Linked DNA regions of Mus musculus: all the other regions are linked to region 1. The links are chromatin loops, found by intact Hi-C in ENCODE. Cell type or tissue: gastrocnemius. All regions are shown on one strand.

Evidence for each region. Peaks named below come from ENCODE experiments on the same cell type or tissue, not always from the same donor. Only the 100,000 strongest peaks of a DNase experiment are listed, where the experiment ranks them.
Region 2: a loop joins it to region 1, with 2.0 times the contacts of the local background. A loop is called at or near these places in 5 of 42 quality-filtered maps.
Region 3: it touches region 1 in a loop (4-fold over the local background); 10 of 42 quality-filtered maps call a loop at or near these places.

What each region holds. Positions count from the first base shown.
Region 1 is chr17:27,197,354-27,205,353 of GRCm38, forward strand. Lemd2 (LEM domain containing 2) reads right to left here and starts at 7,085. Exons shown (of 9, transcript NM_146075.2): 1 at 6,306-7,085; 2 at 4,284-4,324; 3 at 2,010-2,085. The coding sequence starts at 7,065. It overlaps Gm34736 (a long non-coding RNA gene), which reads left to right and starts at 7,516. Exons shown (of 4, transcript XR_385492.4): 1 at 7,516-7,814. In gastrocnemius, CTCF peaks have their summits at 3,632, 4,839 (motif pointing left) and 6,962; DNase peaks (open chromatin) are centred at 2,079, 6,089, 6,386, 7,125 and 1 more place; H3K4me3 peaks cover 4,125 bases; H3K27ac peaks cover 5,012 bases.
Region 2 is chr17:27,624,487-27,632,486 of GRCm38, forward strand. Rps10 (ribosomal protein S10) reads right to left here. Exons shown (of 6, transcript NM_025963.4): 4 at 7,793-7,870; 5 at 6,714-6,769; 6 at 5,929-6,020. The coding sequence ends at 5,979. Among named protein-coding and RNA genes, the nearest start is that of Nudt3, 5.0 kb to the left of the region's middle. In gastrocnemius, CTCF peaks have their summits at 3,106 (motif pointing right) and 4,963 (motif pointing left); a DNase peak (open chromatin) is centred at 4,945; H3K27ac peaks cover 1,136 bases.
Region 3 is chr17:27,129,577-27,137,576 of GRCm38, forward strand. Uqcc2 (ubiquinol-cytochrome c reductase complex assembly factor 2) reads right to left here and starts at 4,315. Exons shown (of 4, transcript NM_026063.2): 1 at 4,164-4,315. The coding sequence starts at 4,301. In gastrocnemius, a CTCF peak has its summit at 4,423; DNase peaks (open chromatin) are centred at 4,122 and 4,369; H3K4me3 peaks cover 1,280 bases; H3K27ac peaks cover 3,234 bases.

The DNA.
Region 1 (8,000 bases):
TCCTGCAGTGTGACCCACTGTCCTCCTGCAGTGTGACCCTCTGTCCTCCTGCAGTGTGGCCCACTGTCCTCCTGCAGTGTGACTCTCTGTCCTCCTGCAGTGTGGCCCACTGTCCTCCTGCAGTGTGACCCTCTGTCCTCCTGCAGTGTGACCCACTGTCTTCCTGCATTGTGACTCTCTGTCCTCCTGCAGTGTGGCCCACTGTCCTCCTGCAGTGTGGCCCACTGTCCTCCTGCAGTGTGACCCTCTGTCCTCCTGCATTGTGACTCTCTGTCCTCCTGCAGTGTGGCCCACTGTCCTCCTGCAGTGTGGCCCACTGTCCTCCTGCAGTGTGGCCCACCGTACCTCCTGCAGCGTGACCCTCTGTCCTCCTGCAGTGTGACCCTCTGTCCTCCTGCAGTGTGGCCCACTGTCCTCCTGCAGTAAGACCCACTGTCGTCCTGCAGTGTGACCCACTGTCCTCCTGCAGTGTGGCCCACTGTCCTCCTGCAATGTGACCCCACTGTCCTCGTGCAGTGTGACCCACTGTCCCCTATGGCTGCTCCTTGCTACTTTGTGAGCTCTTCTTTCTCCCACCCTTTCCTTCTAACCTTTTAACCCCTAACACTAGACAGTAGAGAAAAGGATAGAGAAGGGGGTGACTTCTTGCTTAGTAGGAGTTTGAACTTTGCCCTCAGGATAGCTAATTTGTTCTTTGCAGGCCACTACTTAACAAACCACAGCCAACAGCAACACCCAGCAGCAACCAACAACCCATTCTCTCTCTCTAGGCCCTGGCATTTATATACCCTCTGAAAAGGACCCAGAATTCCAAACTATCTGCCGCTGGCAAACCCACGCCCCTGCCAGAGCAGGAGGCAAATCAAGGTCTGCAGCTATGGACAATGTGACGCAGCCCCAGATCCCATACCTGGGATTCAAATGAAAACACAGGGCTGGAGAGGTGGCTCAGCGGGTAAGACACTGACTGCTCTTCCGAAGGTCCTGAGTTCAATTCCCAGCAACCACACAGTGGCTCACAACCACCTGTAATGAGATCTGACGCCCTCTTCTGGTGAGTCTGAAGACAGCGACAGTGTACTTATGTATAATAGTAAATCTTTGGAACGGAATAAGCATGGACTGAGAGAACAGAGTTGACCAGAGCAAGCAGGGCTGATCAGGGTGAGCAGAGGTCCTAAAAACTTCAATTCCTGGGCTGGAGAAATGGCTCGGCGGTTAAGAGCACTGATTGCTCTTCCAGAGGTCCTGAGTTCAATTCCCAGCAACCACATGGTGGCTCACAACCATCTGTAATGGGGATCCAATGCCCTCTTCTGGTGTGTCTGAAGACAGCTACAGTGTACATACATAAAATAAATAAATCTTAAAAAAACAAAACAAAACAAAACTTCAATTCCCAATACCACATGAAGGCTCACAACCATCTATACAGCTACAGTGTACTCATATACATAAATCTTTTTTAAAAATGAAAACATATTCCTATAGTATTTCTGTGTTTTTCAAAGAACCATCATTCTCAGCACAGTCCTAGGAGGCTCCAAGCAGCCTGTGGGCAGGACCCTGGCAGTCACCTCACACACCCCCAGGGCCAGGACACCTCTAACAGGATGAAGGAGGCGCTTCACATTCCTGGTCAGCCGCAGTGAGACTCCAGCAGGGGCCCTTGATGGCTTAAGCCAGGACCAGCTCTGGAAGGTAGAGGGATGACAGCTACTCAGACCTACTGGGGAGCATACCACCTCTACCTCAGGCTGCCCACAAGCAAGGACGGGACCTGGGACCAGTGCCTCAGGTCCAGGGGATTTCCAAGGCCTGGGCCTTCCAACCAACACAAGGCCCCAAAGCATGAAGGGACAGAATCTCCTACCTGCCAAGAGGCCCATGTTTTTGTAGACCCAGAGAAGAGTTTGAGACGCAAGATCCAGGCCCATACTGAATGCCCACAGGGCTTGAAGGGACATGTCTGCGTGGTGGCTGTAGCCAGGGGCGCGGTGGCCACTCACCTGCCTGGATGGCCAGGAAGTTGTACAGTTCGTGCAGCAGCTCCAACAGGGCCGCCTTCTGCTTGGCCTGGCAGAACTGAAAGGCAGGGGAGACACTGGTCAAGGGTCTGTCTGCGTCTGCAGCCAAACTGCCACGTCCGCCTGGACAGCAAGGAACACCTCTAAACTTTAGGGGCCTTTTTGTTTTTAAGGCAGTCTTATGTAGACAAGGCTGGCCAAGACCCAGTTAAGAATTATCTTTAATTCCGACCCTCCTGTCCCCACCACAGGCGTGTGGCTCTATGCCTGCTTTACGCAGTGCTGGAAACAGAGCCCAGGGCCTCATGCACATCGCCAGGCACTCACTGTGCGGACTAAGCCATGTGCCCAGCCCCACACATAGTTGTCTAGGACAACTGGCAGGGCAAGGGGCGCGGAGCGACTGGCTGTGGAGCAGACACAGCAGAGTCACAATGAGACGACCACCATGGCTCTGGCCCGACTTCTTGAGAGAGGAGCAAGCAACGGCACCAGGGCTTGCAGAGGTCAGAGGAGCCCACAGAGTATCAGGGACTGCGGGTCTGAGCCCTGCCTGAGGAAGAGCTGCAGCAGGACTCGATGGAGCTCACATATCAGCCACTTGCACTGGCTGACAGCAGCCTGAGGAAGCAGGCCAGCCATCCAGTACCAGCCGGGAGGACGGCCTGATTAAGACAACACACCCACTCCCAGCCTGTCCCTGCATCCCCCACAGTGGGAGGGAGAAAGAAAACAGTGCCGGAACCCTGGGCTGCAGACACGATTAAGAAGACTTCTCTGATATGTAAATGCTTATCTGGATTTTGGGTGAAGTAAGGCCACCCAAAGGAAACTCAGCAAGAACCTCACTGGGACCAGAAAGTATGTTCCTGCCTGTGGGCTCCTGGACCCGCCCTCCACGACGACCAAGGATGCCCAGAGCAGCCAGAAAATGCATCTTGCCTGGATAAGGCCCAGCCTCTGCCCTCCTATCACAGTGCAGGATTGGTTAAAAATCTAGAATGTCTGGAGCCCAAGGCCCCAGGCAGTTGATGGGTACAGCTTGCTAGCTCTGCACAGTGCAATAGGGACCTGCAGGGTGTCTGTCTGAGTAGCTCACAGGAAGGCCAGGAGCAAGCCTGCGCTTCCTTCAAGTGGGCTCCACCACTCTACAGACTGTGCAGGACCCAGAACTAGAACTAGGAACCTTGTCTAACTAAAAGGGCAAACAGAAGACCATCAGAGGGGTTGCGTGAAAAGTTCTATAGTTCTTGTTTCTGCATTTGTTCGTCTCTTTGGCTGCCTGTTTCTGGAGCACACTGTCTAACCATCAGCCCAGTTTTATGATAGAAAGCAGATTAAACTTATTATGAGCCTGGTTCTGCAGAACAATGGGGAAGCAAAACTGCTTTGTGGATGAGAGCAATAAGGGAGTGTCATAAAACACCCGCAAACAGGACACAGCAGCAGCCAAGGAAATAAAACGGTGTCTGCAGCAGGCTGTCCTTCATTAACAAGGGGTACAGTCAACGCAGGAGTGCTGTTTCTTGGCCAGCCCCTGGGCTGCAGAGGCCTGGCACCCACACTTAATAATTAGAGCGCTAAGTCATGCCCTCTGGCAGCACACGCCTCCTCCTGGTAGGATTTATGACCTGAAAATTTACTGCCTCGTGTCTTCCTCAGAACCGGCTGCCCAGCTGCGAGTTAACGCTGCTCACATGATCCGTAGGCTGAGGAGCAGTCACCTTCCCCAAACATTAGTTATGGGGGATGTGAGGGCTTCATAAAACAAACTGAACACATTGGCTAAGAGGGCTAATTCCCCTTACCACGTGCTTCAAACTGGCCCCTGATGTGTCAGAGCAGGAACCTGAACATTATCAAGAGATGGATGCACACCAGAGAGAAGGTAAGACTGAGTGTAGTCTCTCAGGGTCAGATGCTGGCAGCCTCGCCCCCCACAGTGCCAGCCGGACACCCATGCCCATCTCCCTGGACTGACTGTGGCAGATCGAGGGCCTCAGATGCTCTCACTGATAGGGGTAGGAGCCCGGGGCTGGACCCAGGGAGCTCACCCTTCCATATTTCAAGTACCACTGTGCTCCCAGAACTGAATCTGACACAAACATCGTCACAGAACATGATGTGATTCCGGTACGTTCATGGAACGTTCTGGAAGCGATCCCCTTACATGATCCTTTCATGATCTGGGCGAGTTTCTCTCTTGGCAGAGCTCTGAGTCCTCAGGAAGACTCATAGAAGGCAGATCGAACTTACCTCATCTGTTTTTCTCTCACAGTCGACCGGCAACAATTTCACTGAGACGGAGAAAAGAAAGAGGAAGGTTAGAAGTGCGCCTGGGCAGCGGAGAGAGCTCTCAGGACCCAGGGGGAGCAGGACTCAGCTGACACAAAGGTGGAGACCAGCCAGCTCTCAGGGGCCCCTGTGTAGTGTGGGCTCTAAGGCCCACGGGTTCCCCCATGTTGGGTAAGGACTTTGGTAGCTGGGGCCTCTTTCCAGCTGTACATGAACCAGCAGCCACAGATTCCTGGGCTCCTTAACATCTGTGTCTGCTCCTGTAAAATAGGACTGCATGGGCCTTCCTCAGAATGCACACTGCTGGAAACCCAGCACTCAGAAGATGAACACAGGACTGCCACACGTTTGAGGCAGGCCTGGGGTGCAGAGAGGATGTTGTCTCAAGAAACAAAACAAGGGGCTGGAGAGGTGGCTCAGCTGCTCTTGCAGAGGGCCTGAGTTTGAATCCCAGCATCCATGTGGCTGCTTACAGCCATGTGTCACTCTGGTTCTGGAGTCTCCATTGCCCTCTTCTGGCCTCCATAGGTACTGTATGCATGTGGTGCAGACACACACATAGGCAAGTCACCCATACACATAAAAAAAACAAAACAAAACAAACCCACAAACAAGATAAAAACCAAATGGCCTTTGTTGCTTAACTCAGAGAGTTAGGCTCAAACAAGACAACATAGGGAAAAGTCTTTTATGAACTACAAACGACAGTATGTCAAGTAAAAATAAATGCTATCACAGGAGGGAACTCTAGGGACCCCAAGCCTGTCTTAAATTATCTTAAGCAGAGCGTAGCACCCAACACTATGTGACATCATCCCCTGAGCGCTTACAGCACCTGTACAATTTGCTGGCACTCACCTCTGTTAGCCTCTAGCTGACCCAGAAACTATTCCCAGGGTGGATAACGGACCCTTGGGCATCAGTGTGGCAAACAGACTCACACACGCCCAGACATCCATTCCTCACAACACTGAAGACAGTGGTTGGGCTCTCCCTGTATTTCAGCTACTCCTAATTGTGGGAAATGTGACCCTGACTCAAGGCTGGCAACAGTGTTAACCTCGAGCACGCTTCGGAAAGAAAACGAACTGTCATTTTATACCTAAATTTGTACCCAAAACAATCTGGGTCTGGTGATTCGGGTCTATACTTTCCAGCTTCGGGGGAGGTAAGGCAAGATCATAGGTTTGAAGCCATCCTGAACTAGAGTGAGTTCTAGGTGAACCTAGACAGCTTAAGGAGACCCTGCTTCAAAGTCGTTTTCAAAAGCCAGCTAGCGAGAGTGTAGCTCAGTGGAAACATGCTTGTCTAACGTATGTGAGACGGACCCTAACTATAACCCCTTATACCAGAGGGGGAGATTTTCATGAAAATAAAGAAAATAAAGCCGCGTTTCTTCTTTTGAGTAATAGGCAAAAAAAAAAAAAAAAAAAAAAAAAAAGACATCAGTCCTCAGCTATTCGGGAGGCTCGCTCTCTTGCACCCCTCAAGGGGTGCGGAGTCACGTAACTGAGTGTGGGCAAAGACGTCTAGGAAGTCGCCTGACTCACAGGCTCTCTCCCAACACAGCCTGCGGGGGGGGGGGGGGGAGGCTGTGCCTCACATGCACCCCTGTGGTACCAGCTTCGGCTTAGAACAACTCTCCCACACCTGAGCCACAGGCAGGGTCAGACTCCTTTTGACAAATGAAGGCCCGGTGGTGCCAGTTTTGCTGCTACAAAGCTGAGACCACGGCAGGCATTCCCCGAAGGCAGGGAAGACAAGAGGGGCAGGGGTGGGCTGACTGTCAAGAGTGTGCGTGTGGCTTTCCCTTGGAAGGACCTGGCTGTGGCTGAAAGGGAGACTCTAGAAAGACGGGGAAACAGAAAAGAGCAGAAAGTGGAGGCAGAAAGTGAGGGTCTGCAGTCGGTCGCGGCTCACAAGCCGGTCTGGGTGGGCGAACCCCGTGCCCCGGGCCCTCCCCTGCGCCGGCCCGGGACGTACTGTTGTCCTCCGCCTCCTGCGGCGCCGAGGGCTTGCCCATCTTCACCCACAGGATGGCCAAGAAGCCGAGCAGCAGCCCCAGGCTGGCCCAGAGCAGGAGCCGAGACAGGCAGCGCTCCAGCCACCGGCCCACCTCGGGTCGGGTCCGCCCGGCGCCCGCCGAGCCGGTGCGCGAGCCCTTCAGGCCGGGGCGAGCGTCGGCGCCGAGGAGCGCCGAGTGCGGCCGCGCAGAGGCCGACGGCGGGGCCCACCAGTGGCGGCCCCGGCCCGGGGCGTGCCTGTCCGGCGTTCGTGTATCCTCGTCATCCTCCGAGCTGCCCCGGACCGAGGCGCGGCGTCGCAGCGGCCCGGGCCCGGCGTGGGGCGGGTAGGAGAGGCCGCGGCTCGCGGCCCAGGGAGAGGCGGAGGCCCCGAAGTTGCCGTACGGCCCCGAGGCGTCGGAGGCCGCGCTAGGCGCCGGCGGGGAAGGCGACAGCGGCCAGGGCTCCGAGCGCAGGACGCTGGCGGCGGGCCGCGCGCGCAGCGGCGCTTCCTCGCGTAGCCGGGCCTCCTCCCGCTGCCGCTCGGGGCCCCGCGGCCCGGCGTCCTCCCGCGGCCCGGCGTCCTCCCGCAGCCGCTCGTCGTCGCGCAGCCGGGCCTCGCCCCGCAGGCGGCGCAGCTTGTTGCGGTAGACGTTCCGCGTGGTGTCGGTGATGGGGCCTGGCTGGAAGCCCAGGGCCTGCAGCTCTCGCCGCAACTCCAGGTCCGACAGGCCGGCCATGGCCAGGACACCGCCCCCTCGCCCGCCCCCGGCGCGCACCGCACCCGGAACTGCTCCCGCCGGCAGCCGCGGCGGAGCGGGCGGGGCCGCGCGCCATGATGGGAAGGGCGACCACGGACGCCATATTGGGAAGGGCGGCGCATGGAGGCTATGTCCGCCATGATGAAAGGCGTCTGTGTCGGCCTGGCGCCGCCATGTTGGTGAGGTCAAAGGGTTGGTTTGGTTACTGTTTTGTTTTGTTTTACTTGTGTGTGCAGGTGCTTTCATCTCTTCCCCCCGCCCTCTAGCTTATCTTTATCTGTCAGACCTAGCAGTGTTTATCCTAACGCAGCGTTAGCACGTGGTAAACGTTCAATGGAATGTTGATTTACTTAATGGATGAGCTCAATGGTGTAAGAAAACCACCGCCATTAATAGAGATCCGGCCCACTTGCCAGTCTCCGGATGGGCGTCGAGGCTGTGTGTCGGATTTGGGTGGTGGAGTAACCGCCCGGCATGCTCTCCAAGACCTTATCTTGACTGCTGCTTCAGGCCAGCTTCAGGCATGCACTTGGTCGACACTGAAACTTCAGGAGTGTGCACCCTTGGGACTGGAGAGATAGAAGACTCTGGGCGTAACAACACTTACAGAGGAGCTAGGGTTTGGACATCAGTGGCTGGTCACGTCATGGACAATTCCAATTCCAGAAGATCTGGTATCTTTCTCTTCCGGTCTCTGCTGGCATGGTATGAACCTGGTGCACATACAAGTGGGTAAAACACTCGCACATAAAATAAATATATTTTTTTAAGGTGCAACTCTGAGACAGATTGATCCTCTGTGGCCACGGGTGACCCAAAATGTCCTCATAGGTGGATCCCTATACTCTGAACTCTTAGGGGCAAATACCTATGCCCTAGGTTCCCGTAAATGTTGGAATTCTCTTGGGTGATGG
Region 2 (8,000 bases), 430 kb after region 1:
AAGGGCACTGGCCATGGAGCCTGACCACCTGAGCTAGATCCCTGGCACACATAGCGAAAGGAGAGAACCAACTCCCACAAGCTTCACCGCTACATGTGCTCTATGACATATGTGTCCACACATATTCTAACTTCTTTAAAAACTAAATGAAGGGGCTGGAGGGATGGCTCAGTGATTAAGAACACTGGCTGTTCTTCCAGAGGACCCTGATTCAATTCCCAGTATATGGTAGTTCACATGGTACCATACAGAGTAGCTCACAACTGTCTGTTGGCTCCTTCACACAGATATATATACAGCCAAAACACCAATAAAGTAAAAATGTAAAAAGTCTGGCTGAAAAGGTGCCTCAGGGATAGGAGCGCCTGAAAATGTCCAAGTGTCCAGGAAGCAGAAAGCACTGGGCGTTATCAGTAATAGCTAAATACAATTTAAAACTGAAATTTGCCTAGTTTGTATGAAACTCTAGATTCCAAATTAACTAGGCAATGGCAGTAATCCAAGCACTGTGGAGACAGAGGCAGGAAAATCAAGAATTCAAGGCCATCTGTGGTTACACAGCAAGTTTGAGGTTAGCCTAGGCTACATGAAACCCCGTCCCAAAGGGGCTCAGCAGTTAAGAACACTTACTAGTCTTGAAGAAGATCCCAGTCTGGTCCTTAGTACCCATATGAGGTGGCTCCCCACCACCTGTAACTCCAGTCTCAACACCTGGATTCTGTAGGCACTGCACACAGACAGACATAACAAACTAGAATTATGCCTATTGATGCTTCTTGTGGATACTCTTCAGAATTTGAGAGTCCCATTTGATTTATAGCTTCCATAAATGTTGCTTTACCCAGGACCCTTCTTAGTCCCTTGCTGAGCCTGGTGTAACCTTGGTGGGGACAAAGTGACAGGGTTCCTGCCCCTGGGACAGGGCCCCGGTGTGAGCCTTCATGAATGTCAATGACTGCTGTGGACTTAAGGCTTATCTGTGTAATAACATGCATATTTTCTGGAACCAGTACTAGCAGTGGAAGACTCTTTCCTTCCAAGGGATGTCCTCCCTGCTAACGTTAATGACTCCATGATAATTAGAAACAGCACAAGCCCGGGAGTTGAGGGTGTGGCTATGTCTTAACAAAATAGTAAACAGTGGGGCCTTCAGGACAGCCCTTAAGGCTACGGGAAAGAGCTCTAAATACAAGACTTAAAAATATATAATTTCTCAACTATGCAAAGGGAATTACATGAGGAGCCTCACGAATCTAAAGGAACAAAAGCAGCTACACTCTAAGCCAACTGGGTAAAAAAATTACTAAGGAAGGAGATAAAGAGATTTAGGGAGTGGTAACCAAAGGAGATCCCACCCAACTAAGTTTTTTGTTCATGCTTACAAAGGCAGATGGATTCCTGAGTTCAGGGTGAGTCTAGGACTGAGCAAAGTTATGCCTTGGTATGGTGGAAATGGTATCTTCAGGGCAGGGCACCCAACTACCTTATTGTCTGTGCTTAACCAAGGCAGACAGATCTCTGAGATCTCTTGCTTTGAGCAAAGGTACACTTGCTTCTCCTAAGGATCAAAGGGCTGTGTGCTTGGATGCTGATTCGTAGGATCAACAAAAGGACTCCTGGAGCAGATGACTGGATTGATCTGTGTGTAAATAGAACCCTGGGCTTTGACGTGCCGGAGATGAGCTAGTGGGAAGCAATAGCAGTTCTTCTTTAGTTTTTGAAATCTCTGGAGAGCAAAAACAGCTCTTCAAGAATTTTCTCTAAGGCTGGGCGTGGTAGCGCACGCCTTTGATCCCAGCACTTGGGAGGCAGAGGCTGGCGGATTTCTGAGTTCGAGGCCAGCCTGGTCTACAGAGTGAGTTCCAGGACAGCCAGGGCTACACAGAGAAATCCTGTCTCGAAAAACCAAAAAAAAAAAAAAGAATTTTCTCTAACAGGATTTCTAACTTGGTTAGGGATCCAATAAATTTTTTATAGCAGCCTTTCTGACCTTGGTCAGAAAAGCCATGAGCTACCTAGATAGCTTTTAGAATTTTTACTTACAGAGAGAGCTGTATCAACCAAAGAGTTTTTAGAATAGCAAGAAAAAGCTGTCTATTGCAGAGCAGAACACAGAGAGAGAGAGAGAGAGAGAGAGAGAGAGAGAGAGAGAGAGGTCTGGAAAGCCATCGCAAAAGGCTTGGACCCAGCGACTTCGAGCCCTTTCTTTGCAAGGCTCCCTAACACCCATTTGTTCTCTCGGGAACGCCTCTCCATGTGGCTTGGTCTCCTCTCCCATTGCATATTTCGTCCTATTTAAAGATGCTGCCCTTTTTCTCACAATGGCCTCTTTGATGTGTCAGTCAAGCAGGCAAGGCTTGTTTCTCCAGTAACTGTTCCTCTGGAACTGGGCCACACATTTATCACACACAGGCTTCCAATAAAGCAGTCCCTAACAGCCATGGACTAGGGGCTTCCACAGGCTGGGACTGCCAAACACGACCTCTCATCCTTCTTTCTCCCCAGCAATGGCCCCATTCTGTCCTAGCTTCCTCCCTCCCTTTCTTGCTGAGTTTCTTGCAGTGCCTCACCATGACCACTCAGCAGCTGGTGCAGCCAATGGGCAGCCTGACAGTCTGTGAGGATAGCAGTTCATGCTCTCATTACCCTGGTGGCCCAGACCTGTAATCCCAGCACCTCTCTAGAGAAGTACAGGGAGGAGGCTAGCAAGTTCAGGGTCAGTGTGTATGAGCCACCCCTCCAGCCCTTTCAATTTTTTTTTAAGATGACCTATGACCTTTAAGATTTATTTAAAGCCGGGCATGGTGGTGCACGCCTTTAATCCCAGCACTTGGGAGGCAGAGGCAGGCGGATTTCTGAGTTCCAGGCTAGCCTGGTCTACAGAGTGAGTTCCAGGACAGCCAGAGCTACACAGAGAAACCCTGTCTTGAAAAATCAAAAATAAAAAAAAAGATTTATTTATATGAGTACACTATAGCTGTCTTCAGACACACCAGAAGAGGGTGTCAGATCCCATTACAGATGGTTGTGAGCCACCATATGGGATTTGAACTCAGGACCTCTGGAAGAGCAGCCAGTGCTCTTAACTGCTGAGCCATCTCTCCAGCCTGAAGGGGGCAGTCAAGCGTGCACACGTGGAGGTCAAAGGACGGCTCCACAAGCTGACAAGCTGGTTCTCTCCTGGCACCGAGTGAGCCTGAGGTGAGCTGAGCCTCTCTGGCTTGGCAGTGAACCCCATCATCTCACTGCCCTTTTGTTATTTGTCTCTTACTGTCTTAAAACCACCCTCCTTAAGTGACCTCACCTAAGTCTGCCCTGCCCAACTTCACTGCCTGACCCCCTGCCCTCGAGTTTTGTAAGTTTGGATAACACCTGGTCTTTGCTGTTACAAAGCAGGTTTTTCAGTTTGGGTTTTTGTTTTTGACACAGGGTTTCTCTGTGCAGACCTGGTTATCCTGGAACTCCCTCTGTTCCAGACCTGTCCTGACCAGGCTGACCTCTGAGTGTTGGATTAAAAAGCACTCACCACTGCCCACCTAGGTTTGGGTTTTCTTACCAAGGTGCTTCAGGGTAAACTTAGCTTTTGTTTTGAATAGGATCTCAGCCTAACCCTATTTGGGCTCTATACAGATCCTATCTAAATTAGCTGTGAGTTTATTCTGAGGTGATAAACAGGTTTTCTTTTTTTTTTTTTTTAAGATTTATTTATTTATTTATTATATGTAAGTACACTGTAGCTGTCTTCAGACACTCCAGAAGAGGGAGTCAGATCTCATTACGGATGGTTGTGAGCCACCATGTGGTTGCTGGGATTTGAACTCCGGACCTTCATTCAGAAGAGCAGTCAGGTGCTCTTACACACTGAGCCATCTCACCAGCCCCAGGTTTGTTTTCGAGACAGGGTTTCTCTGTGCAGTCCTGGAACTCACTCTGTAGACCAGGCTGGCCTTGAACTCAGAAATTCGCCTGCCTCTGCTTCCCAAGCGATGAGATTAAAGGCATACTCCCCCACTGCCCAGCCTGGCCTTGAACTTTTGAATTCGCCTCTATGCCGTATCCCGGTGATTACAGGCATTGAGCCAATAGGCACGAGCCTGTTTATTCACAACACATGTCCCTGAGCCTCTAAGAAAAGATGAGCAAGGGACAATTATTACCAAGAACAGATTGCTTTATAATTTTGAAGCTTCTCCCAACCTATGGGTGACCCTAGATTTTAACCTCTTATGGCACACACCTATAATCACAGCACAGCAAAGGCTGAGATAAAACAGAGTCTGGCTGGGCGTGGTGTGGCACGCCTTTAATCCCAGCACTTGGGAGGCAGAGGCAGGTGAATTTCTGAGTTCAAGGCCAGCCTGGTCTACAGAGTGAGTTCCAGGACAGCCAGGACTGCACAGAGAAACCCTGTCTCGAAAACAAACCTGGGGCTGGTGAGATGGCTCAGTGTGTAAGAGCACCTGACTGCTCTTCTGAAGGCCCGGAGTTCAAATCCCAGCAACCACATGGTGGTTTACAACCATCCGTAACGAGATCTGACTCCCTCTTCTGGAGTGTCTGAAGACAGCTACAGTGTACTTACATATAATAAATAAATCTTTAAAAAAAAACAAAAACCAAACAAACCTGTTTATCACCTCAGAATAAACTCACAGCTAATTTAGATAGGATCTGTAGAGCCCAAATAGGAATAGTGGCGTAAAACCTAGCAGCCTAGGTACCCCACAGGCCAGAAGCTGCAAAACCTCCCGAGCACCCAGGCTAAATGCTGCCAAGGTATATATATATATATATATATATATATATATATATATGCACTGCCCATGAGCTGTGGTGTCTGAAGGGAAGCCAAGCCAAGACTGCACAGCAAACTTCAATGCCACTGCTGCTGGCCAACAGGAAACTCCTACAGCAAGGCATTCAGGTTCCAAAACCCAGGGCTACCTGCTGCCACCTAGTGGCCCTGTCCCTACAGATGCCAATGCTTAGATGCACTTAATACCAAATGGATCTTCTGGCCCAAAGTTCCTAAGTTCTTCCACAGTCCTCCCCAAAACATGGTCAGGTTGTCACAGGAATACCCCACTCTGCTGGTACCAACTTAGTCAGGGTTTATATTCCTGCACAAACATCATGACTAAGAAGCAAGTTGGGGAGGAAAGGGTTTATTCAGCTTACATTTCCATACTGCTGTTCATCACCAAAGGATGCAGGACTGGAACTCAAGAGATGCAGCTTGGAGTCTATACAGGGTGCTTTGCCAGTCACTCCTACTCAGCTCCAACCTTGAGTGGCCAGTGACTGACCTGTAGATAAAGGGCCAGTCCCTACACCCATCCAACACAACCAAGCTCCATTCTGGTGCCATAACCGGCTGTATGCTGTAGTCCATTGGGACACCTCTCACCTGCTACTCAGAAGTAACATTCTCATCTCTCCGCCCCTAATACCCTAGTTACCACCACTCAAGACCCAGAAAAACTGCCATTCATTTCCCCAAGGTGCCCTCAGTCAGGACTCCAGCAGCTTCCATTCCAAGCTGGAAATAGAGCAATCCAGCCTTACAAAGCTGAGAAGTTATATTCTATTAGTGCTAGGGTTTCAGTCCCAGGCCTCTCTATCCCTACTCTATTCCAGGCCATGTGTGAAAGGATCAAAAGTTCAAAGCTGCCCTGGGACTACTCCACAGGAAGGAGACCTGTCTGTGCTTAGGACCTCCCCACTCTAAGGCAGCACCCACAGCATGGCTGGTCTGAGGGAGAGGTCACAAACCCTGACAGCTGAGGCACAGCCCTGCACTGAACCCACTCTGCAGGGAGGGAGATGCTAGCCTGCCAAGGATCACCGATGATACTCCCAAAATTTCACTCCATTCACACACACACTGACCCTTGAACCAGCCCCCTTTAGGCTACAGAACATACACAAGTGGACATGTTTTTCTTTAAAGTTTATTCAATACAACATAAACTCCAACTTCACTGAGGTGGCTGACCACGTCCACGACCAAAGCCGCCTCTCTGCAAGAAAAAGCAAATGAGCATTAGCAATGGCCCAGCTCTGCCTGGAGGCATTTCTAGCTCTTAGACCTCAGCACCAGAGACACCCACAAAAGTAAACAGCCAGGAGACCATTCCACCCAGTCCCACCCCTACTGGCTGTGGAGCGGTATTTAAGTTTTGAGTCTGTTTCCCACTGTTAAACCTTTAAGGCTATGGCTGCAAAGTTGGGCACTAAAGTAGCCCCAGCCTAGGGACTCATACCCTAGAGCCTCTTCCTCAGATGAGATCTGAGAGCAGTGGTCTGTGAGGCCCTGCTACAGGGCTCCATGAGACTGCAGCCCCCCATGGCAAGCAGGCAATGAGATTAGCTGGTCTACATGTGCCTTTATCGTGGTAACTGTCACCATTTCATGGACACACCAAGGCAGAAGGGAACCAAGATCAAATGGGGACTGTAGAGCAATTCTGTTTCGGGTCCTACAGAATTCCCAGTGTTCTGTTTCAAATGTCATAAAATAAATTCAGAGGCTGGGCCCTAGCCTTCAGTTAATAGGAGCACACCACAGACACAAGATCTGCAAAGCATGTTCACACAGTTCCACTGCAAGACTGATCCCAACACAGTAGGGAAAGGACCCATCATACCCCCATAGCCCACTAACACTGGCCAGGCCCCAGTGACTGCAGAGCAGACAAGAAAGAGATACTCACAAACTGGAACTCAGTGGCTGAGCCAGCCCCAGCCTCAGCTTTCTTGTCAGCTCCAGCTGGAAAGAACAATTTACAGTCACCTAAGAGCTGACCCCTGGGTAGGAAGGCAGGCAAGTCTCCTCACTGAGCACCGGTGACGGGGAGCACGGCTTGCCTCTCCTCCCACCCCCCTCAGAGCCCCTGGTCACCTCCCAAACTCATTAACTACCATCCCCTCCTCCAGGAAAGCTGCTCTGACCTCGAGAACCAAACTGCACAAGAGGTTTAGCCAAGGAGAGAGAAACAAGTGTGGCAGATCAGATGGGAAGGGGAAGGGGGTGAGGGAGGGTGAAACACCCATGCTCTAGGTTACACGTTAAAACAACACTTTAGGACTAAATGTAAAGCTGCAGTAGCCAAATCACGTTTCCACTAAACGTAGGTTTTACACTCAAATTCAGCTCATGGGTTGGGCGAGCTGGGGCCAACAGAACGCTGCTTTATTACAATCGGAGACTACCCTGTCCCCTCAGCACCAGGCAGTTGCTGGCTCACTTCTGTCTCCAATCAGGGTGCTCACGGGCCCCACCCTCTGCACGAGGATTCCCTCAACCATAACTGTGGAAGGTGTTCATCTCCAAGTACCAAATGCAGAAAGGATGGTAAGAAAAGCTCTGCACACATCCCACACCTCAGTCTTCCCTGTATTTTCCTCAGGAGTCAAACCGGCTCTTCTAGGTGTTTGCTTGATCCTCCCTCCCATGAGCCTGCTTCTCTGACCCACCTGCAGCACTGTTGCACCAGTGACAGTGGGAACTCAATGACAAGGGCATCGTGGAGATGTTCTCAACCCCCACAGGTGCCCAGCACACCTGGCAGGCTCAGGGCAAGCATTCTTTCTCAAACACTAGGTCCCACGGGGTTGACAGAGGGATGTCGGCTGAGCCCTGCCAACACTGGCCTTCAGTGTTCCAGCACAGGCCTCCCTCTAGTTCCCACACCAGGACCTTTCCTGGCTGCCTTGGCAGCAAGGACTGCATTCCATGGAGGGCTGCTAAGAATCTGAGTTCAACCCCAGGCAGAGGAGAGGAGATACTCACGGGGCACAGCGCTCCTTCTGTAGGTGTCTCTGTCAGCCTCCCCTCTTGTGAATCTTGCAGGTCGCTCACCCTCTGGACCTACAGAAACCAAAAGATATTGTGAGTGCAGGGCAGCAAATGACTGAAGAGCAGGAGAAGCTGGCAGTGCGGTGTGCTTCCAGCTCTCTCTGGGAGCCAGACTATAAAGGAGTATCAGTCCTTCACACCC
Region 3 (8,000 bases), 68 kb before region 1:
TGAAACTAGGTGTCTATTTCTTCAGCCCCTACTATGGAAGGTGCACTGCTAGAGAACCAGACTGTGAGGGACATAAAGGAGCAGCCAGCAGTCAAGGATGGGACAAGAAACGAGCACACTGAAAACCAACCTGGCTTCGAGCTGTGTGGAGCTGAGTGGCAGTCAGGGCATGGCAACATTGCAGAGCTCAACAGGACAGGTGTGGGTGTGAGGGTGGAGAATCACACCGACAGGGCAGAGCAGGGTACTGAGGCAGGCTGGGAGGCCTGGACACCAAGGTTGGCAGGCACTGAAGGCCTGGAGTTGACGAAGTGGGGACTACTACTGGATGCAGCCATTTGCCTGAGAGGAGCAAGCTGCACTACACTTTTATACACACACACTCCAAAGCGAGGGTAAGAACGACAATGGCACTCAGCCCATCCTAGACACCGTTCTCCTCACCCCCAGTTTTGTAGTGCCTGCAGCATACAGAGAGTACATGCTGTCCTTAGACCATGTCCCCAAAGTCTGAGTCACAATGAGATGCCTTCTCTGTGGCTGCCACTTGCCAGGCAGCCCCACTGAGGTGCTGAGCCCAGGCCTCACCTGGACGACTACACTCACACCTCGGATCCCTTATGAGATGCCGGCACTGTTCCTTGCTAGAAACCTCCTTGGACCATCACCTAACCCTCTGTAAGACACACCGGCCACCGCCTGCACGGCTGGACAGGCAGCCTTCACCCAAGGCAGTAGTATTTCCAAACCGGGCCATGGTGGGAGCTGACTGGGCTGGCAGAGCAGAGCTTTCAGCCAGCCAGCCCGCACCTGACAACTCATTAGTGGGATCTGCTCTTTGCCTGCAGTTAAGTCAATAAGCACAGCTGTTTGCCCTGCCCCCACACTGAAGCTGGAGGTGCAGCAGGGAGTGAGAACCCTTAAGAAAGCTGTATTCAGAATAGAGCAGACCCACGGCCATGAACTTCAAAAGGCAACAAGAAGCACGAGGTGGTAGGGGTGTTCCCTGTGTTCCGGCTCCCCACTGCTACCCCCTCCTGCTGGGGTTAGGGTGGGCCGAGAGTTGCCCCAGAGGCCAACCTCTGGCTCACATGGAGGCAGAGGGTTCTGTGCTCTGGTCTGTAGTCTGAATTATTAACTGGCCTCCCAGCAAGCCTGGCCTTTCTGCACTGGTGTCCCACTGAGGGCCACCTAGCTTCTGGTCGCACTGGGGAGGTGGTGGCTGGCACAGAAAAGGAAGTGGGCCTCAAGTATTTAATTCCTTGCCCCAACTGCTGTGATCCTAAAGGTCTGAATCAAGGGAGGGAGGACTTGATGCTTACAGAAGAAACTTAACAGGAGGTCTCTCAAGAGAACCGGATGACAGGGCACCTGCTGAGACCTCAGCACAGAGGCTGGGCTGTCTACTGTCTCTTACTGTCAAGGAACCCGAGCCAAAGGTTTTACTTTTCTGATTTAATTTCAATATCTGTAAAAATCAGGACAGTGATAGCTTCTTCACCTGGGGGCCCAAAGGCTAAAATCAGATGAGATGGGCCAAGTGTTCTACACTCTTGTACATGGATACTGTACGGTGGATGTTGGGCCACAGGAAGCCAAGAGGCCAGGAGGATGCAGGTCTCAGCAAGGCCGCTCAGCACAGCAGCCTCCACCCCCTCCAGTTCCACTTTCTGGACAAGTGGCAGAAAGGTGGGGGTCACAGCCATCAGCCACCCCCTGGTCTCATCCCGAGACTGTGGGTTTAATGAAGCGTCTCTCAGAGCTACCTTCCCTTCTCAAGGTCTTTCCTAAGTGATGCGGGGGTGGTGGAGGGAGTGACTCACTCTGTTCTCCATCCCAGCCAAGGACTACTCCTTCCAAAAATTATCACCAAGATTTACTAAGCCCAAGCAGGCTCAATTTCAGGTGACATCAGGATGAGCTACGACAGAGGTCCTGAGTAATGTGCCCGCTGCCACCATGACGCCCTGGCTCACTCCACCCCGAACACATCCATCAGCCGCTGCAGAACCTCTGGTGCAGCTATGACTCAAGTCTGTGTGGGCCTCGACTGATCAGAAACTGCGTCCCTAGGTGGTGACAAAGGATGACAACTCTCAAAGAAAAAGCTCTCCCCTCCCCGCTGGCTGTCTTACCCTAACAATCAAATTGGTGAGCACCAGTCTCTCCGCCTCTGGCATCTAGCCCCTGGCTGCCCAACTCTAAGCTACTCCAGCCCGAGGACTGCCTGCCTCTGTCAGCAGGGCCTGGGACTGCACATACACAGACGCTTCGGACCAAGGACTGTGAGTGAGGAGCGGGTGTCCACACAGGGCACAGTCTGCCCTCTCACCTCACCACTGCCCCAGAAACTTCCTCTACATCTGGAGACGCTCTTGTGTACCAAGAACCACATTAGACAGGGTGTGAGAGTCAGAGTGGGGGCTTCATCTCTGTTCGCAGGAAGCTCATACTGGAAATTAGGGAGCACAGCCCTAGAAAGCCCACAGGGTTTGCCTTGTGATCCGTAAGGTATGGGTCAGTGAAGACCTCCAGCGCAACGTGGGGACCCTGGGCCTGACCTGCCATCCATGTGACAATCAGCAGTGCAGGCATGAGGTGGCCACTGATGGAGCGTCTCACTCCTGAGGCAGGCTGGTTTAGCTGGTTCCTGCTTTGGCAGGTCGTGGTCCATCTCACGGGTCATCCATCTGGCCACCTACCTGTGCTGGGCATCACACTCCTCACCTCTGACCTCTTACCTAAGCCCTGTGCTCAAATAACCTCCTGCCTACTTGACATTCCACTTGGGAGTTTAAAGCCTCCAACGTCAAATGTGCGATGCACTTCCCACACCCCACCTGCTCCATCTAAGTCTTTCCCGTTTCAGCAACCAGCTGCTCAAGCCAAAAAAAGAAAAGGGGAAATCTGGGAGCTGTCCTTGGTTCCTCTCCTTCACCCCACATCCAGGACACCCGCGCTGCTGATGTGACCCGCACATTATGGTCTGCTTTCTGTTACTTCTGTCTCCTGTGCCACTACCATTATCCAAACCACCACCGGCATCTCTCTCTTCCGGTGCTACCACGGCAGGCTCTCTGCAGCTCCTTGTTCCCCAATGCCAGAGCACCAGAGGAACCTTTGAAAATCAGGGCACGTCAGTCCCCTGACTAAATGTCCCCGGTGGCTTCTCCCTTGCTTCCTGGTAAGATCTGACCCCTAGTGCAGGTGGCTGGGCAGTTAAAAAGAACCTAGGTTTGATTCCTAGTACCCACATGGTGGCTCACAACCACTTCTAACTTCAGTTCCAGGGGATCCAATGCCCTCCTCTGGCCCCAGTGGGCACTGCATTAACAGGGTACAGAGACATATCTGTTGGTAAAAAAAAAAAAAAAAAAATCTGTATTGTGCCTGGCTCCTGCCTTCCTTCAGCTTCAAATCTTAGCTGTAGACATGCCACTCACTACCCGTAGGCTTGCTTTCTTTTCTGTAATATGTCAGTTTGGTTTCCTCTGAAGTGCCTGGCCACCCTTCCCGAAGTGCAGTCAGTGTTCACTGTCTCCCTGCCTCGAGACCGACCTATGTGTAACTTCCTCAGGCAAGCCTCAGGAACCCGACTAATGTTACATTTACCACGATCAGAGTACTCATTGGAACTGTCTTATGAGTCTATTTGTTCCTCGTGTCCTGAATAAGAATCCAAAGGCAAAAGGAGAAAGACCTCATCTAATTCACTGCGATTTCCCTGGAAACTAACCTAGTTCTATGCATGCACATGGCCGTGCTTGGTAAGGTAACCTAAACCTGAGTGGGGCGAGAAGGTCTACTACTCACACAAGGGACCTGTGTGGGAGACTCAGTTTCACAGTGACGGAAGGCAGTGAGGCTTAGCTGGAGGTGTCTGGGGATAGGCTGGGCTCGCAGACACATTAACGATGGTAAGGAAGAAACAACCCCGCCTTACAATTTGACTCTTTAGTGGCATCTGGACCTCAGGGCCGCTTCACTGACTACTACACTGTGCAGACAAGGAAGGAAACTGCGCAGAAGGCGTCGCACTCCGCAGCTAACTGCAAGATGGGTACCTCGCGCACGTGCAGCCTGGCAGCGGCCGACGCATGCGCAGATCCCCCACCCTTGCCGCCCATCGCTTCGACGTGCCCACCCTCCTCCCCTCCGGTCACCTGGGTGTTCTCTCCCTCCCGGAAGGCCTGCGCTACCCGCTGCCGCAGGTAAGCGCCCAAGTCCCGGCCCCGTTTGGTCTCGTCCACTGGCCATTCCTCACAGAGCTTAAGGAAACGCCGGTAGCGGAGAGCGGCCATCTTGGGCCCCGCTTGCCCCGCCCCTGGGGGGGAGTAGTCAAGACCGCAGAGGGCGCGTGCGCACTAAGGCGCACTGGCCTTCCCCGTGGACATGCGCAGTTCTACCAACGGCCCACACCCCTCCAGGCAGCGGCGCTGCTCACCTTTGAGAGCGAGGTCTGAGCTCTTCAGCTTCTTGGTTCTGGTACTCGCCCAGCTCCCAGGGGCAAAGCTAACGCGGTGTACCCTGGGGAAAGCTTTGCTCTTCGTTTTCAATGACTTCACAAGCTCGAGACTGAAAAAGCTTCCCCCGAGACCTCTGCTGTTTTGCATAAACGAAACATTTGCATGTAAATACAGGTTGTTATTGGATGGATATGTGTTTGATCTTAACGTCCGTCGTGTACACATACACACACACACACACACACACCGTCCGTCGTGTACACACACACACACACACACACACACACACACACACACACACACACACACACACAGCTGCCCCACTCACACTCATCACCCTGTACTTATCTCTACCACATGGACCTCTGATAGAGTTCTTTAGCTACATCTCCAGCCTCCCGGTCACATTGCTCACCACATGGAGCGGTTTCTTATGAAGAACCAAAAACATTGTTGCAGCCTGGAAATCTTTAAAACAATTTTTTTATAGTGTGTTTTCTTTATTCTAATATGTATGAGTGTTTACCTGCACCATGTACATGTGTCAGTTCTGGGGACCGAACCTGATTCTCTGTAAGAGCAATAAATGCTCTTAATAACTAATTTCTCTAGCTCTAAGAATGAGTGTTTTTATTATGGCAAAATTTAACATAATATATATATCACATGGGTATCATATGTGTGTGTGTGTGTGTGTGTGTGTGTGTGTGATTTTTCTTTTGAGAAAGAAGGTTTCTCTGTGCAGCCCCAGGTGTCCTGGAACTCACTCTGTAAATTAGTGCTCAATGAATGAATGAATGAACAAAGCCACATTCCAAACTAGGTCTGTCAGACCCTAATGTCTCTCAACATTCACAACCTAGGGAGCAATTCCTGGGGTGGGGGTGGGGCAGCTCACGGGACTGTCTGTCTGGCCAGCCCTTGCAGTGTAGCCGGTAGAGGAAGGGAGACCACAGAAGGAGGCAGTGGGCACGAACTTTCCCTGGCACCCTGGCACCTTTCTCAACCTCTTACCACACTTGTACCTCAGGTGGAAGGGAGAACCATTTGCTGCCATCAAGTTACTCCCCCTACAGCCCAAGACAGGGCAAGGGGTCTCGCCACCCCTGACTCCCAAGTTGGCTGTGGCCAGGCGAGTGCTCTTTAAAGCCATACCTGGGTGGGCCCTTGTGGCTTCCAGCCCACCCGGGGCCCTCAATGCCTGGAAGTAGGGAGTAAATGAACCTCAGGAAAGCCACCCAGCTTCATGGCTAACACAGCTAAGGTGAGGCTGTGTTGGGGCTTGGAACATAATGGGGTGATCAGGGAAATTTTCTAGGGGCATGCCTACCAAGCGCCTCACCTTGGCATGGCACTCCAGCCAAGGTTCCCTTTCCTTACCTCGGGAACTGTGGAGAGTGTTCCCTGTTTAAACCACCCACTGATCTGCTCAGATTAAACCCCTCCCTCCGCCTCCTTCCCACCTCCGCCCAAGACCTGCCTCCTATTGCTACTGAGCCACCCCTGATCTTCCTCCCCCATTTCCCTCTACAGCTGGGTAATATTTCTTTCTCTGTATTCCACAGTGCTGCCTGACACAGCCAAGCTCTGCTTCTTTCCCCACCGTGGGGTGGGGAAAATGAGAAGAGAGCTCTCTGGTAATTTTGCCAGGAGAACATCAGAGATCACACACTAGCACGGGATGTGTGGCTAGGCAGTATAGAGAACCATCCTTTCTTTTCTTCCATTTCATTTTGACTTTATTAATCTGTTCTTATTTATCAGTCTAGGTGTTTTGGCTGCTGGTATAACGTGTGTGCCTGGTGCATCAGATCCCTTAGAGAGTTATAGGTGGTTGTGAGCGGCCATGTGAATGCCAGGGAATTAAATGTGGTTTGGTTTGGTGGTGGTGGTAAGGGAGGAGGTTGAGACAGGGTCTCTCTGTATAGCCCTGGAGGTCCTGGGACTTGCTATGTAAACCCAGCTGGCTTGGAACTCACAGAGATCTGCCTGTTCTTGTCTCCCAAGTGCTGGCTATTAAAGGCATGGGCCACCATGCCCAATTCCATCTCCTTTCCTGTCCCCATGTTTTGGTTATGTAGCTCAGGCTGGCCTCAAACTTGAGAACCTTCTGCTTCTGCCTCTGCCTCTCAAGTACGGCAATACAAGGCTGTGCAGCTGCCAGGGTACACACTGCAGATTACTAAAGTAGACCAGGCTATCCTTGAACTCACAGAGATCTGGCTACCTCTGCCTCCTGAATGCTGGGGTTTAAGGCACATACTACCATGCTGAGCTAAATGTAAGACTTTTTTTTTTTTTTTTTAAGTTATCAAGGATTTTTAAATGGTGACAGGCTGGGAAGTGGTGGCACACACCTTTCATCCCAGTGCTCCAGAGGCAGAGGCAGGTGGATCTCTGAGTTTGAAGCCATCCTGGTCTACGAAGAGAGTTTCAGGATAGCCAGGGTTACATGGAGAAACCCTGTCTCAAAAATAAAATAAAATAAAGACAAAGAAAACAGTATCAATAAATATGGAAGTTGTGGTTGTGACTGTACACACTGTCATGGGCCACAGGGGACAGCTGAAGGCCCCTTCCCTGTGCATTTCATACAGTATGACGAGACAGGCAAGCACCAAGCTAACCTATGATAAAAACAGCGCTGGCCATGGCACTCTCCTCATATTAGCTTGTTAGAAGCACAGGCTGAAAGTGCGTGGTAAGTTCAGGAAAAGTCAAGATGGGTGTGGTAGTTTGAATAGGAAGGGCCCCCCCCCCTCCTAGGTTCAGATATCAGGGTGTTTAGTCAGCAGGGGGTAAAACTGTTTGAAAGGATTAGAAGGAGTAGGGGTGTGGCCTTGCTGGAGGAGATGTGGAACTCTCAGCTCTCCTCTCATTACCAGATCTGCCCCGCCATGATGATAACGGATTAACCTCTGAAATTGGGTCGGACCCCGAGGGGCTGTTGTTGGCACAGTCCCATGTCACTCCAGGAAACCACCTGAGGGTGGCTAAGGCAGGCTGCCAGGCAAAGGGGCAGCAGAGACTCGGCGCAAACAACCTTGGGTGTTTATGCCCTTTGCTTTTTAAGTTGCCCTGAGATTCTTTTTTCCTTTGTTTGCCTTGTGGGAGGACCAGCCAAGGAGTCAGAACTCTGCTAGCAGGAGTCCAATTTCTCCTCCCACCACATGGGTTCTGTACATCAAACTGAGTTCCTTAGGCATGGCAGCTAACGCTTTTACCTTTATTTCTTGTTCTGAGACCCAGTCTCATGCAGCCCAGGAGGGCCTGGAAATCACTGTGCAGCCCAGGATGACCTTGAAGTTCTGACCCTTCTCCTTCTACCTCCCCAGTGCTAGGATTGCAACACACACCACTGTGCCTGGCTTAGATAATTCTGGGGATCACACCAGGCAGGTCCTCTTCTAACCGAGCAACATCCCCAGCCCTTGAGATCTAGTTTCCTCATTTTAAAATGAAAATTGGGGGGCCAGAGAGATGGCTCAGTGGTTAAGAGCACTGACTGCTCTTCCAGAGGTCCTGAGTTCAGTT